Regions from separate parts of the Mus musculus genome. Here region 2 is linked to region 1. A link is a loop called in an ENCODE intact Hi-C map of the cell type or tissue named here. Cell type or tissue: gastrocnemius. All regions are shown on one strand. Each heading gives the region's core, and the rest is flanking DNA. Links, peaks and the distances in the headings are about the cores only.

Region 1 (6,424 bases), core at 921-5,920:
TTACCAAAGGAAAGCTAACGTACACCAAAGGAGCAGCAAATGGGAGCTTAGAAGAGGAAGAATAAAGAGTGTGAGAATGGAAGTTTGGAAGACATTACAAATATTGTGTGTGGTCAGGCCTATGTCCAACAAGGTAGGCAGAAAATCGTTCCTTACTACAGAAGAAATTAAAATCATAAAAAAATAAAAGTTAAAAATAACCCAGCAAAGTAAAAGTTATTGCTGATTGCCTAGAAACACACGAGTCAAGGTACTGTTTATGAAAGGAAAGTTCTAAGTGTCAAATGTGCCTACTATACAAGACAGGCATGGTCAGGTTCCCACACCCAGCAGGTACTAAAGCCCAGTGAGCAAGCAGTAACATCACACCACGGCATGACACACACTATACAGAAAATAAAGTGCTGAGACAGAAAAGAGTTGAAAGAATGCATTTTGAATAGGGGTGGAAGTCATCAAACTTTTCTACCCATTTCAGAAGAAAAGAGTAAACGCGGTAGTAAGAGCAGGATAAAGAATAGTCCAAGAAGCAGAGAATGGGACAGTAAAGTGTGCCTTATTCGGGTACCTAGGAAATCACAAAGGTAGAACAAAAGTACATCAGATAGGAAAAGGAAGTGAGAAGCATCACTGAACGCAGGGGTTCACAGGCTGAGGTTAAGCATCGAGTTTTACTTAGATTGAATGGAAAATTCCCAATGAGCTTGTAACAAAGCCTACAATTCTAGAGTACAGCCTGTTAACTGAGAACAGGCTTTCATAATTATGAAAGTAATTTTAAACTGAAAAAAAAATTGGCTGCCTGTGGAAATTCAGTTTACAATATTGACCGCTGTGGTAGCCTTTCCACTTGTACTCAGTAAACACCCTCCCTCCTGCTACAACCTGACCCTAGTGCTCTACTTTCCTGTAACGCTTATCTGACTTTGAAGGTTTTGTTTGTAGGGCTTTATTTTGTCTTTACCCTCAACAGTGCTCCTTAAGTTCCATGACCGTAGGCCCATTCCTGTCTTGTTAACATTCTTTTCCCCACAGTCTCATACCACCGTTGACATGAAAAAGAAAATCAGTATTTATTGAGTATGATTCTTCTAGTATTTAATGAGCACTTGGTTGTTCTAGACCTAGAAAGATATAGCAGTCTACGTTCTCAGGAAATGCAAAAGGGTGTGTGAGTGGGGGTGAATGAGTCTCGTCCTCAACCAAGTTATCGTATAAATAACTTTTTGGAGGCATAGAGGGGTCATTTTCTGACAAAAGCATTTTTCCATTAGGCATGGATATATGCTTGACAAAGAAACAATGGTTAATGAATAAATTTACTAAAATCCATCAATTTGTAAGTTTTCAAGTCTCCCATGAAAAACACAGGGTAACAGTGTCTGACCCACTTTAGTCCTGTCATGGACGGGGTGGGAGGGGGCATCTGATAAGTATCACATTTAAAACAAAAACAGAAACAGAAAACTCAACTGCTGAGCAGACCATAAAGTAAACTTACACAATATCCAACTTGTGTGAAATTCTAGAACTTCCCTTCTGCCCCACCCCCATGATCCCCACCCATGTACAAGGGTTCCAGGTTTTTATCAGCACTGATTCAACAGTATGTTTACAAGCATTTCAGTGGGATTCAGTGGTATACAGCTTTCTGACCTCTGCCATTACTTAAAGTAAAATACTAATGGCTGAGACTATTAGGGAAGGGACCATAGAAGAAAAGAGAAAGAAAAACAAGAGAAAGAAAAATAAATAAATTAATAGGATCATAGGAATAAGTTCAGCATTATTTAACAAATGATACATAAAACATGTTTGTCTGGGGGCAGGGGGGCTTTTCTGTACTCAGAAGCAGACAGTACTGCTTAGATCTGGTGTTTTGCTGAAGTGAAATTGTGTGTTCCTTAAAGGGGGAAATAACTTCAGAGGAGGAGGGACCAAAAGCCTAGAGCTGTATTCTTTTTTATATTCTCTTAAAAACAGCACTGCATGGCCCTCAAAATGAGCACCACCAGCATTTCTAGCCAGTTTAAAGAGCAAAATATAGCTGGGTGGTGGTGCACACCTGTGATTCCAGCACTAAGAAGGTAGAGAGAAGCAGGGGGATCCCTGAGTTGGTGCGGATCTGGTCTACACAGCAAGTACCAGAACAGCCAAGGATACATAGTGAAACTTTGTCTAGAAAAAAAACCCAACCAACCATAAAAAAAAGAAGAAAAGAAGAAAAGAAGAAGAAGAAGAAGAAGAAGAAGAAGAAGAAGAAGAAGAAGAAGAAGAAAGCAAAATGTAGTTTAGAAAAGAAAGTGCTATGCAATAAAATGTAATTGGTAATGTGAGAGTCAGATTTACCTACTTCGTTTCTTAAAAGGAAGGGTTGTGTCTTTATGACCAGCTGTACAGGGACTTCAGTTATTCTCAGCATAGGCTAAATATGTAGCAAAATGATTTTGAAGCTTCAAATCTCATCGAATGCCAATAGTTTTAAATTGGTAATGCTCCAAATGTCTTATACAGTTTCCTTGTGTTTGAGCCAGTCAATTCAACACACATTCTGAACACATTCCTGACAGTTGTAAAGTAGAAAGGAAATATTCTAACAACTTACAAAGTTCCTATACTCGTTGAAAACTGACTATGAATTTGCCTCCTGCTGCAATAGACGTTGCCTGGTGAGTTAGAGTTTTAGCAATGCCATATATTCAACAGCAATGATACAACATTGGTAAAAACTGGTATCAAAATGCCAAGCATCAAACTGGAAAACTCAAACTCGGTAAAATGTAAAGCTTGAGGTTCAGCCAAGCATTCCTGGGAACACAGGCAAAAACCCCAGCAATCTCCTTCTAAGAACGCGACTGAAATAAAACTCTAGCTGGCAATCTCTGAGCCTGTCAATATGGGTTGAAATTTCTAGAAAAGTTGCCCAACAAGAAGCGTGGCCCGAGCCAGGAAACATCACTAACCGCCTCCCAAAAGGACAGCAAAGACCGCACAGGATGCTGCACGGTTCTTGGACTTGGCAACACCGGGCCAGGAGGGTGTGGACCCGCCAGACAAGGTCGGTTCCGCGAAGCCAGCGCCCCAGCCCTCGGCTCACCGGGGGTTAGCCTGGGGTGCTCCCTCCCACGACCACGGCTCGCATACCGCGCAGGCGCCCCTCCACCTCCGACTCCGGAGCCTTCGGGACTGGCCGTCGCCCCTCGCCGTGCCCACAACCCCGCGCGCGAGGCCACCCAGCGCCAGCAAGGACGGCGTTCCCCTTCAGCTAGTCCGTCCGCAGCTACCCAGTTCTGTCTAGCCCAGAGCCTCCGGCCCTCGCTCCGCTCCTCCCGGGACAAAACCGCCCCGCCACGTCCGCAACATCCCCGCCCCTTCCCTAGGCCGGGCCCCCGCAGCCTTACCCCGAACCCAACAAGCACAAGCCTAGAAATAGCAACTCCGACTCCAGGCGACTGAGTGACTGATAGGCGGCAGCACGTTCACGACACTTTCACGATTGCCGTAAAGAGGGGGGACTCAGAAAAGGTTGAGGCGCGCCTCCGAGCTACTCGGGAGCGCGCCCCGGGGCTCCGCCCAGGCTCCTACAGTGGGCCTGTTCTGCACTTTGAGGCTGGAGCTGGCTGGTCGGGGACAGGAAAGAAGGTGAGTGGGAGGGGGAAAAGTGCCTGGCCTGGCGCTCGGCAGGTTTTCTACTTGGGTGCTGTGTCGAAGTGTGGTTCGCAAGCCAAGAGCGAGGGCACAACGCGAGCCCCCTTGGTCCCACGGGCGCGCGAGCCACGCGAACCTCGGTAGCTTCACCTGGTTCCGTGAACTTCGTGACACCCACGACTAGAGTCGCGAGCCAGCTCCGGGAACCCACGAATCACGGGAGATGACAACTAGGCTGAGGTCTCCGCGTCCTACTTTTTCTCTTCTTTAGTACCTCTACCACCACTTCATCCCAAGCGATGCGTCGTGCCAAGCATGGTGTCCCTTATATTTTTCTGGTGCCAGGGACAGTGAAACTCTTGTACTACAAGACTTAGGAGTGTGTGTGCAAGGGGTTGCTTTTGTTGAATCAACTAAGGAAACCTTTGCCCTAATACCCTTTGTCATCCCTGTGCCCTTATTTCTACTTGGTTGGGGCTGAGGAAGTTCAAAACTGAGACCAGTGGTGACCTTGTGTTTACACAGAGCTCTGTCTCCACCCCATGATTGTGTTTCAAAGGGAGTGGTCCCTAGTTGAAAGGAAATCACAAGTCCTGGGAATCCTAACAGCTGCTTTCCTTTGTAAAGCACTGAGACAGGAATAAGTTTTCCAGCTTTCCCAATTTTAATTTACATACCGAATGCAACATTTTTTTAATCTATCGGGGCTGCGTTATCAAATTTTAATTTATTGGCAGTGAAACTAGATGCTTTGAGATTAGCCATTGGAAAATGTTACATTTGTCAAGAGGCCATATTAGAATTTAGGAAAATAGTCCTTGTTATGCTTTGTTTGTGGCCTGATATTTCTATTCGCCTCTGAAAAAAACCTGGGGCCACCTGTTCATTCACTTGGAACATCCAGAGTTTACACTTTTGTTATTCTTTAGTTATTACCACTTAGAAGAGACAACATTAAAAAGGTTCTTTTTATTACCAGTGGCTTTTAAATGCTTATGAAAATAAAAAATGTAACTGGATTTCTGACTCATGGAGCTTCAAAGTAAGCAGAGGAGATGGGTAAGAGATGCAAAAAAATTTGTTAAATATCCTTACTGTTGTGTGAAGTTTTCTTATATATTTTTAAGTCATCTTAAAGCTTTCTTTTTTGGTTCTGGAAATTGAACTTAAGGCCTCTTGTTTGCTATGCAAACACTCTTTAAAAGGGTTCTTGAATGCTTTGACCCATAAAATAGTTAAACATTACACTCGTAATCCTGTTGGTCTGAGACTGCTCTCACGTTTCCTTTTTGGAGGGGAAGGCACTGGACAGTTGTTAGTCTTCCATGTTACTCTTCCTGTCTACTTTGGTTTCTCACTTGTCTCCGAAAGACTCTTAACAATATTTTAAGCCCTGCCTTGCTTCTAAGCAGTCAGTTTAAACAGCTAGAATCTTCAAAGCCTAAACACATACAAGTATTTAATACCTCAAAAAAATTATATGCAGCCATGTATGGGTAGTTATGACTGCAATTTATGAATTGTTATAGTATTTTATACTTATATTTCACATAGAATACTACATCCCAGAAATTTGAAATTTGCCTGAAACTCAATAATTAGAAAGTGTTAATTATGGATTTTTTTAAAAAAAGATAACATCCAGGGGTTAGGGAAATGCTGTGCCAAACAATAAGAAAATTGACTTCCTACAATTAAAACTTTTTTTAAAAATTACCGCTGATAGATCACTATTATAAAAGATCTCAAGCATTAGGTCCTTAAAGGAAACATTTTGCTCACAGTGCTGCATTCTAGTGTTCAGGCCACAGACACTGTTGGTTCATTGGCTAGTATTTGTGTGCTGCTTAAAATCATGTGTTTGAAATGATAATGTATCATCTTTGTATATAGATTTCAGGATTTGAAAAGGGAACCGGTTTGGGCAGTTGTGAAAATTGACATTTTGAGAACAGTTTCTCTCTCACCTTATGAAAAGACCACCTTAGGAAGGAACCTAACATCTGTTATCTCAGTATTTGAATAAACCTCACTGAAACAGCTATTCTTTTAGATGGCTTAAAATATGTGAGATGGCTCAGCATGTGAGATATTTACTAGCAATGCTGATGGCCTGAGTTCATTTCCTGGGACACATGTAGTGGAAAGAGAAAACTGATTCCTGGGCATGTATACACCCACCTCTAACTCCACCCCAACCCCCATTCTACCCCTACCCCTATCCTTACCTCCCATACATATAAAACAAAAAATTGAATGTAATCTAAAAATATCAGATAATATTAAAGACTACTATTAACTGTATATCACCAGTATGTTAGGGTCTTTCCTTGCTGTCACTCTAACTTCTATAACAACTCTCTAGCAGAGTCTGCTGGACTTTTCCATGATAAAAACATGTCCCGTACTTTGTCTAGTTGCTAGCCACTAGCCTGGGTCTGAGCATTTGGATAGTGGTGACTACAATATAGGACTGAAATTTGAAATTTTATTATATATTAATTTAAATAACTGTACCTTTCTAGTAACTACTGTGTGGTACAACTTTTGACGATATTTGCATTTTTCAAAGGAAGAACTAGCTCAGATAAATTCTGAAGCTTGCCCAAGATCCCGCAGCTTTACTTTTAAGAAGATTTTGCGGAGGGGAATACTTGTTAATTTGGAAATGCAGATTGAATGGATGGAGGGGAAGAAAAGCAGTTCAACCAGGAATGGAGAATCTAAACAAGAATGGTTACACTATACAGTGAGTAGAAGGGAGGAAGGAATGACT
Region 2 (6,424 bases), core at 857-5,856, 170 kb after region 1:
AGCCATGCTAAGCTCCTGTCTGTAAGCACATCATAGCATAGTAGTATCAGGCCTTGGTTCCCCGCACAAACATCCCCAGTGAGATGCATCCCAAGTTGTGACAGTCATTGGACCTCCTTTAATTCAGTCTCTTCTCCATTTTTGTCTCTGCTGTTCTTTTAGATAGGAACAATTCTGGATCAGGAATTTTGACTGTGGGTTAGTTAGTAACTCTGTCCCTCCACTTGAGGCCATGTCTTATCTACTTGAGGTGGACTCTTTCAGTTACCTTTCCCCAGTGTTGGGCATTTTGTTTGAGGTCACACCCAATGAGTCCTGAGAGTGTTTCACCTCCTAGGTCTCTGGTACTGATACTCTCTAGAGGGTTCCCCACCTCCCACTCCCTGAGGCTGCTTATTTCCATTTATTCTCTAGGCCCTATGGGCTTCTCCCCTGTCCACTTCCCCCTCAATATTTGATCCCGTTCTCCTTTCCCTCCTCCAGTCTCCCACCCGTATCCTTCCCCCTTCAGAGTGGGGTTGAAGTCTCCTCATTTGGGCATTTCTGCTTGTTATCTTTCTGTAAGTTGTATCCTAGATATTCTGTACTTTTTGGCTACTATCTACTTATCAGTGAGTGAGTACATACTATGCATGTCCTTTTGATCTGAGTTACCTCACTCATGATGATATTTTCTAGTTATATCCATTTGCCTGAAAGAATCATGATGTCTTCATTTTTAATAGCTGAATACCATTCCTTTGTGTAAATGAACCACATTTTCTGTATCCATTCTTTGGTTGAGGGACATCTGGGTTATTTCCTGCTTCTGGCTATTTTTGAACATATTTCATTTGAAGATGATTTTTTAAAACACTCAATAGATCTCACCAATGTACATTAAAACCCAGCTACATGTAATGATAATTACTGAATATATATTTTGCAAATTAAGAGTGAGAGACATAGAATCTTCAGACAAACAACCTAAATTTAAAACTTAGCTCTACCAATTACCAACTGTGTAACTTCCAGAGAGTTGTTTGCTCTTTCAATGGCTAGTTTCTTAATTTCTTAATTTTTTGTATAATGATTTTACTGGGTTATTTTTGCCATAAATGAGTGTCTATTTATAATGCACATATCAGTGCCTAGAATATGCTATTATGTATACATTTTGTAGAGTAATAATAGGTAAGAGGTAGTAATTAAAATCATGGGAAGGGATATTATCAGCTGGGGACAAATAGTTTTAGAAAATAAGAGAAACAAGGAATGAGAACTCATTTATTTAATAAACAGAAATGGACCCTTATAACACACCAAGTAGATCAAAAGTTAGAAAGAAAAGCATATTGCTGTTTCTTCAAGAGTGAGAGAATAATGATGTTGCTGACTAAAGATTTTAAGTGTGAGATAAACTGCATTAATTGTAATAAAGAGCTGCAAGAATTGTTTAATAAGCATGTAGGATGCTATGATCCAACTCCCAGGATTTTCTTCTGATGTGGCTATGGTCTTATTATTATAGTACTTGGACTCTTGCCAATAGGCATGCCTCAAATATCAGCCTCTTTCCATAATTGCCTTGGCTACAGAATTCTTTCTTAAATGTGGGAATGAAACTCCATTTTTCTTTTGGTCACAGCATGGGTGCAGTGACTGATTATTATAAGCATAAACCCTCATGTTTTCTTCCTCTACAGGAAAAAGTTTGAGGGCTATTTCAGAATTGGACTGAGGCAGAGAAGATTTTTGTTGAAATGTATCTCAGGCTAATTTCTCTCTCTGCCAAATTTTTCTTTCACTGAAACTGATAATCTAATAAACTTCTTGTCCTCCCAACATCTGGATAGCACAACCTGTGATAATTAGTCTTGAAGCTTTAACCCAGATGAATAAGAAAAGCCCGACTGGAAAATATAATCAATAAATGGCAATTGATAAGATAGCAAACAAGGTAGGCAGCCTCCCAAGTGCCGTACCCCCCCCCCCCACACACAACACACACACACACTTAGACACACACAAACTCTTAGAGAGGGTTCTCACTGTATAACCCTGGCTAACCTGAAACTCACTTTGGTGACTAGGCTGACCTCAAATTCAGAGACCCACCTGCCTCTTCCTGAGTTCTGGAATAAAAGGTGTGCACAGCAATGTGTAGCAAAACGCATTTGATTTTTTTGTTTGTTTGTTTTAGTTGTTGTTGTCATTGTTGTTTTTTCCTAGTAACTTTGATTACATAGACAAAAGATGCCATAAAGCTTGAAAGCATTAAGGTCTGCCTATCTTTCCTGATGTCTTTAGTATGAGAACAGGGTACTTTATTGTCAAATAAATGTGCTATACAAAAATAGGAAAATGATACTTTCTCTTGACATATCAAAACCTGAAGTTCTTAAAAATCTTTAACGTTTAGCAGTTAGGGGTATGAGTAAACCTTTCTTCTTCCCTTTTTGTGAGACTAGATTTCATGTAGTTCTTGATGGCCTTCTACTAAGTAGCCAAGGGTGATCTTAAAGCCCCTATCGTCTTGCTTGTACTTTCCAAGCGCTAGAATTGCATATGTGTGTCACTAAGCCTGGTAATTCCATTTTTAAATAACCATATAAACCTTCAAATTGTCTACCTTATCAGTGTCCTGAATTTGAACACTGCAGCATACAAGATTGCCTATGTCAAATAAAATTTTATCTTTGAAAACACTTTCATAATATTCCACACCTAATTAAACTATAATTCCTCCTACCCATTAAACAGTATGATCCCAATTCTCAAATAGTCATTAACTGCAGGACTCTAGAGAATTCTTAGAGCTGGTTTCTGGAAATTAAGAGTTTCAAAAAGTTTATACAGGGGATTTAATGCACAGACACTCAAAGAATTGAATACATGACAGTAAGATACAGTTTTAACTGAGGTGTTAGTGTGGGAATGGAGAAAATGGTTAATCGATTAATGTAGAGCAAAACTTCAAGAAACAGAAAAAAATAATCACTTCTAGCCATGAGAAGGGAGATAAAGGTTTTCAACAATTTATGGCAACTACCAAATGCCTATCTGTGTCTACTGAATAAAACTGCTAAGGAGGACATTATTACATTGGCTTGCAAAAGCGCATGTACAAGTGCAGACAATTTAAGCCTGACACCGGAAGTATTTCATTTCATGTAGGCAGTGAAAGCACTTTCTCTTTTAGTTCCTCCTTTGATCCGGAAGAAGAGACCTCAACCTTCGCTGTCGATTGGACCACGTCATAAGGGCGGGGCCATGGCGATCCATTCGCCTTGGTAACCATATGTGACGTAGCTGTATGCCTAGGATCCCTGGCTCTAGGAGCTCGGTTTTAGTGGGCGCAGACTCCGATCAGGCCCTGTCGTGGGTGGTGCTATTGATGCCACGCCCCCCACGTCCTCTCTGACTGGCTGTGATGCGTCACGTAGCCAGAAGAGACTCGCCGGAAAACTGTGAGCTTGCCTGAGGTAGGAGTCTTCCGGCTTCTACAGCCACTTCCCACGGAAGCTGGGGGAGCCGCCCTCTCAACTATCTCCCGTCACACCCTTCTGTTCGCTCGCCTCAGACGCTGCCCTTCCACACCCGTGCTCTGGTTCGCGCCTACTTGGGGACGCTGTCCCCCCAGTATTCACTGCCCTATCCCCTCCCACCCATCTAAAATGTCTAATAGTCTCCAGAGCGTCATTCTGAAAACCGCAGAGGAAAAGTCAGGCTCGCGCTGGTAAGTACCAGTTCCCAGTTCTTCAGGCGCCCGCCCACACCCTGTGACTTAGGTTGTCATGGCCGCGTCAGCTGACGTTCAGCCGCGCGCACCGGGTGCTAGCTGCGGGGATGTGGGAGCACAGCGCCATCACAGCACACCTCCTTACACCGCACCCACTGCACACCAGTGCAGAGCCCTTGGCTCCCAGTCCTCTCCAAAATGTAAAGCAGCCCGCGATTACAACGCAGCTACCATCTCCTGGCCCCCAGCGCGCCCTACGCCACCCGCTCGAATTTCATAGGCGGAACAAGTAGATACCCACGGAAGTAAAACCAACTTGGCGATGCTCCAAGAATCTCAAACACTTACCAAAACACCCATCGTGGATTAGCAAGTGCAGCCCCGCGGCGCTGTAACTTCAAGTGAAAATAGTCCCATTTTAATGTACTTAGAAAATGTGTTCTAGAACAAGGGACTTTAGTATTTGAAAATTTCAACTAATATGGAGAAAAGTAAAAACTTGAAATGTGTTTTTCCAGGTAACACATTTGAAACGGGTCTAAAAGGGGTGCATCTCATTGGTTGTCTCTACAAAGGAACAGTTGGAACACTGTATGGCTCTGGTTAGGTAGGAAACTCACTATAGCCAGGACTGTCCACAATACAGCCTGGGTTTACCTCGTGTTAGGATTACAAAGGGTTCTGACAGTCTTTGGTTTGGAAATGTATCACCAGTAACATTTTTCTTTTAATTTTGTGTTAATCCAGATGAAATAAAAGCAGGAACAACAGAATATTCCTTAAGGAACAATTCTTTAATTTATGCTTTCCAGAGTTAATGAGTGCTTGTTGAGAAGCAAAGATTAGTAAGTCTGTAGAAGGTAAATGAACAACATAAAATCTAAGAGCAAAACTGATGAAAGGGGATTGTGGTTGAAAAAAGAAAATCTACCTGGTGTTTATTGCAGCTTTGTTTGTTACCATTTATGAGACTAATGTTTCACTTTCTAATAAAAATAATGGTATCAGGGAATATTTTGATAACAACAGAAAAGAAATAATTTAAGAAAGAAAGGATTATTTAAATATTTGCTCCAAGTTTAAGAACATGAATTTGTGTCCTGTTTCTAGGTTTCTTTTAGTTACAAGTATATACAAACCCAAATTGCAATGAAAAACCAATAGTGATTTTAAAAAAAACACACACACACATTTTCCTTTAAAACAATGCTCTAACAAAAACAAGTGACCATCCTGTGTCAGCCTTGCCAGTAGCTGAATCTTTAGGAAGCTGTTACTATGCAAGTACCCCCCCCAAAGTCATTAACAGTAACTAGTGAGCTGTTAACATAGAAAGAACTGTTATATAGCAATAGAGACGGCTCTTTGGTAGTCTGTATTTTGTGGAAATTTAAAGATAAATTGTATCCTATACAGAGAAGCAAAAGTAGAAGAAATGCTTTTTAGTCAATAATTTTATATGTTTTACCTGTATATGATATATTATAGATGATATAACTTATGTGTTTAAGATCATATTCTTTTCCAGTCCTATAAGATTAAGTGGTGCATTAAAGTTTTTTATTATGCCCTTGGGCTCTCTTTTAAACACTTTCTAACAATTTTGGCAAATTTTTAAGTCAGAAAAATATCTTAAATTCAATTATGTTTTGGTTACTTTCAACTTCTTTAATTCATTGGCTTATTTTCTTGTGCCTTGTTATATTTTCATGCTTTTATTTCTTAAATTTTCTGATATCATAACATATTCGGAGTAGTATTGTCATAGAGAATATTTATTACTTAATGTATGTAATTTAATCAAGCATAAAAATAGGAAACTCAGTTTTATAAGAACAATGCAAAAATCTGTATATTTGCAGTGTAGTAGTCATTTAATTATTAAGATTTGCATTGAATTCTTATTTACTCAGTTGTGTACCACAGGTAGCATAATAGCTCTAACGTTTGCTTTGGTCTGGTAACTATTTCATCTATTGGAGATTGAGTGTGCAGAAAATTTTTGGAATAGGATTGATGAGATTAAAATAGGTTTGAGTAACTAGTGACCGTGCTGATTTAGAATGAAGATTGTATTTCAGATGACTTCAGAAATCCGAGGGCTTGGATAAGATGGTAGAGAATTAGATTTAAAGAAATGGAATAAAAATTACACATACCTTATTAGGAAATTACTAAGATTTATTGAGAAGCTTTCTTGTCAATATTTGTGAATTAAATGAGACAAAGACAAATGTCCAGTTAAAATTACTGCTCTCAGCATGTGGCTTCATTCACTTGGGAAGAAAATGTTTCATTGCTGGTTGATGTCTTTGGTTGTAAAGTTTTATCTTTACAACTTCAGAGTAAACTTGGAGAGACATTAACACCATATAAGCTAACTGGACTTATGCAATTGAATTGTTGAACCTTGCTTTTTATATAAAGTATAAATAAGATTCCTTAAGGAAAGCATGTAATTCTGTATAAGTTATTGAAAATATTTTAAACCCTTGTATTTTTTTTTCAGCTAAAATGTTGATGACAGTGGAGGTCTATATTGCTTGGCTTTTAGGATTAAAATTAATGGTGATATTATTCCATTAATAATATATAGTATTTAATATTATATGAATTGTAACATATAACTTCTTACATATTTTTTATAAATAGCAAGAAGGGAAAGTTTGGTCTCCTAACAGATGAAAATACGTTATTTTCAAA

The links. A loop is a pair of places that touch in the nucleus more often than their neighbours do. Peaks named below come from ENCODE experiments on the same cell type or tissue, not always from the same donor. Only the 100,000 strongest peaks of a DNase experiment are listed, where the experiment ranks them.
Region 2: it touches region 1 in a loop (8-fold over the local background); 11 of 42 quality-filtered maps call a loop at or near these places.

What each region holds. Positions count from the first base shown.
Region 1 is chr3:106,544,279-106,550,702 of GRCm38, forward strand. It overlaps Cept1 (choline/ethanolaminephosphotransferase 1), which reads right to left and starts at 3,524. Exons shown (of 9, transcript NM_133869.4): 1 at 3,402-3,524. It overlaps Dram2 (DNA-damage regulated autophagy modulator 2), which reads left to right and starts at 3,520. Exons shown (of 9, transcript NM_026013.3): 1 at 3,520-3,642. In gastrocnemius, for the core only: no CTCF peak of the experiment used is centred there; a DNase peak (open chromatin) is centred at 3,508; H3K4me3 peaks cover 3,906 bases; H3K27ac peaks cover 4,792 bases.
Region 2 is chr3:106,718,389-106,724,812 of GRCm38, forward strand. Lrif1 (ligand dependent nuclear receptor interacting factor 1) reads left to right here and starts at 3,294. Exons shown (of 4, transcript NM_001039488.1): 1 at 3,294-3,718. The coding sequence starts at 3,657. In gastrocnemius, for the core only: a CTCF peak has its summit at 3,880; DNase peaks (open chromatin) are centred at 3,327 and 3,851; H3K4me3 peaks cover 2,067 bases; H3K27ac peaks cover 1,739 bases.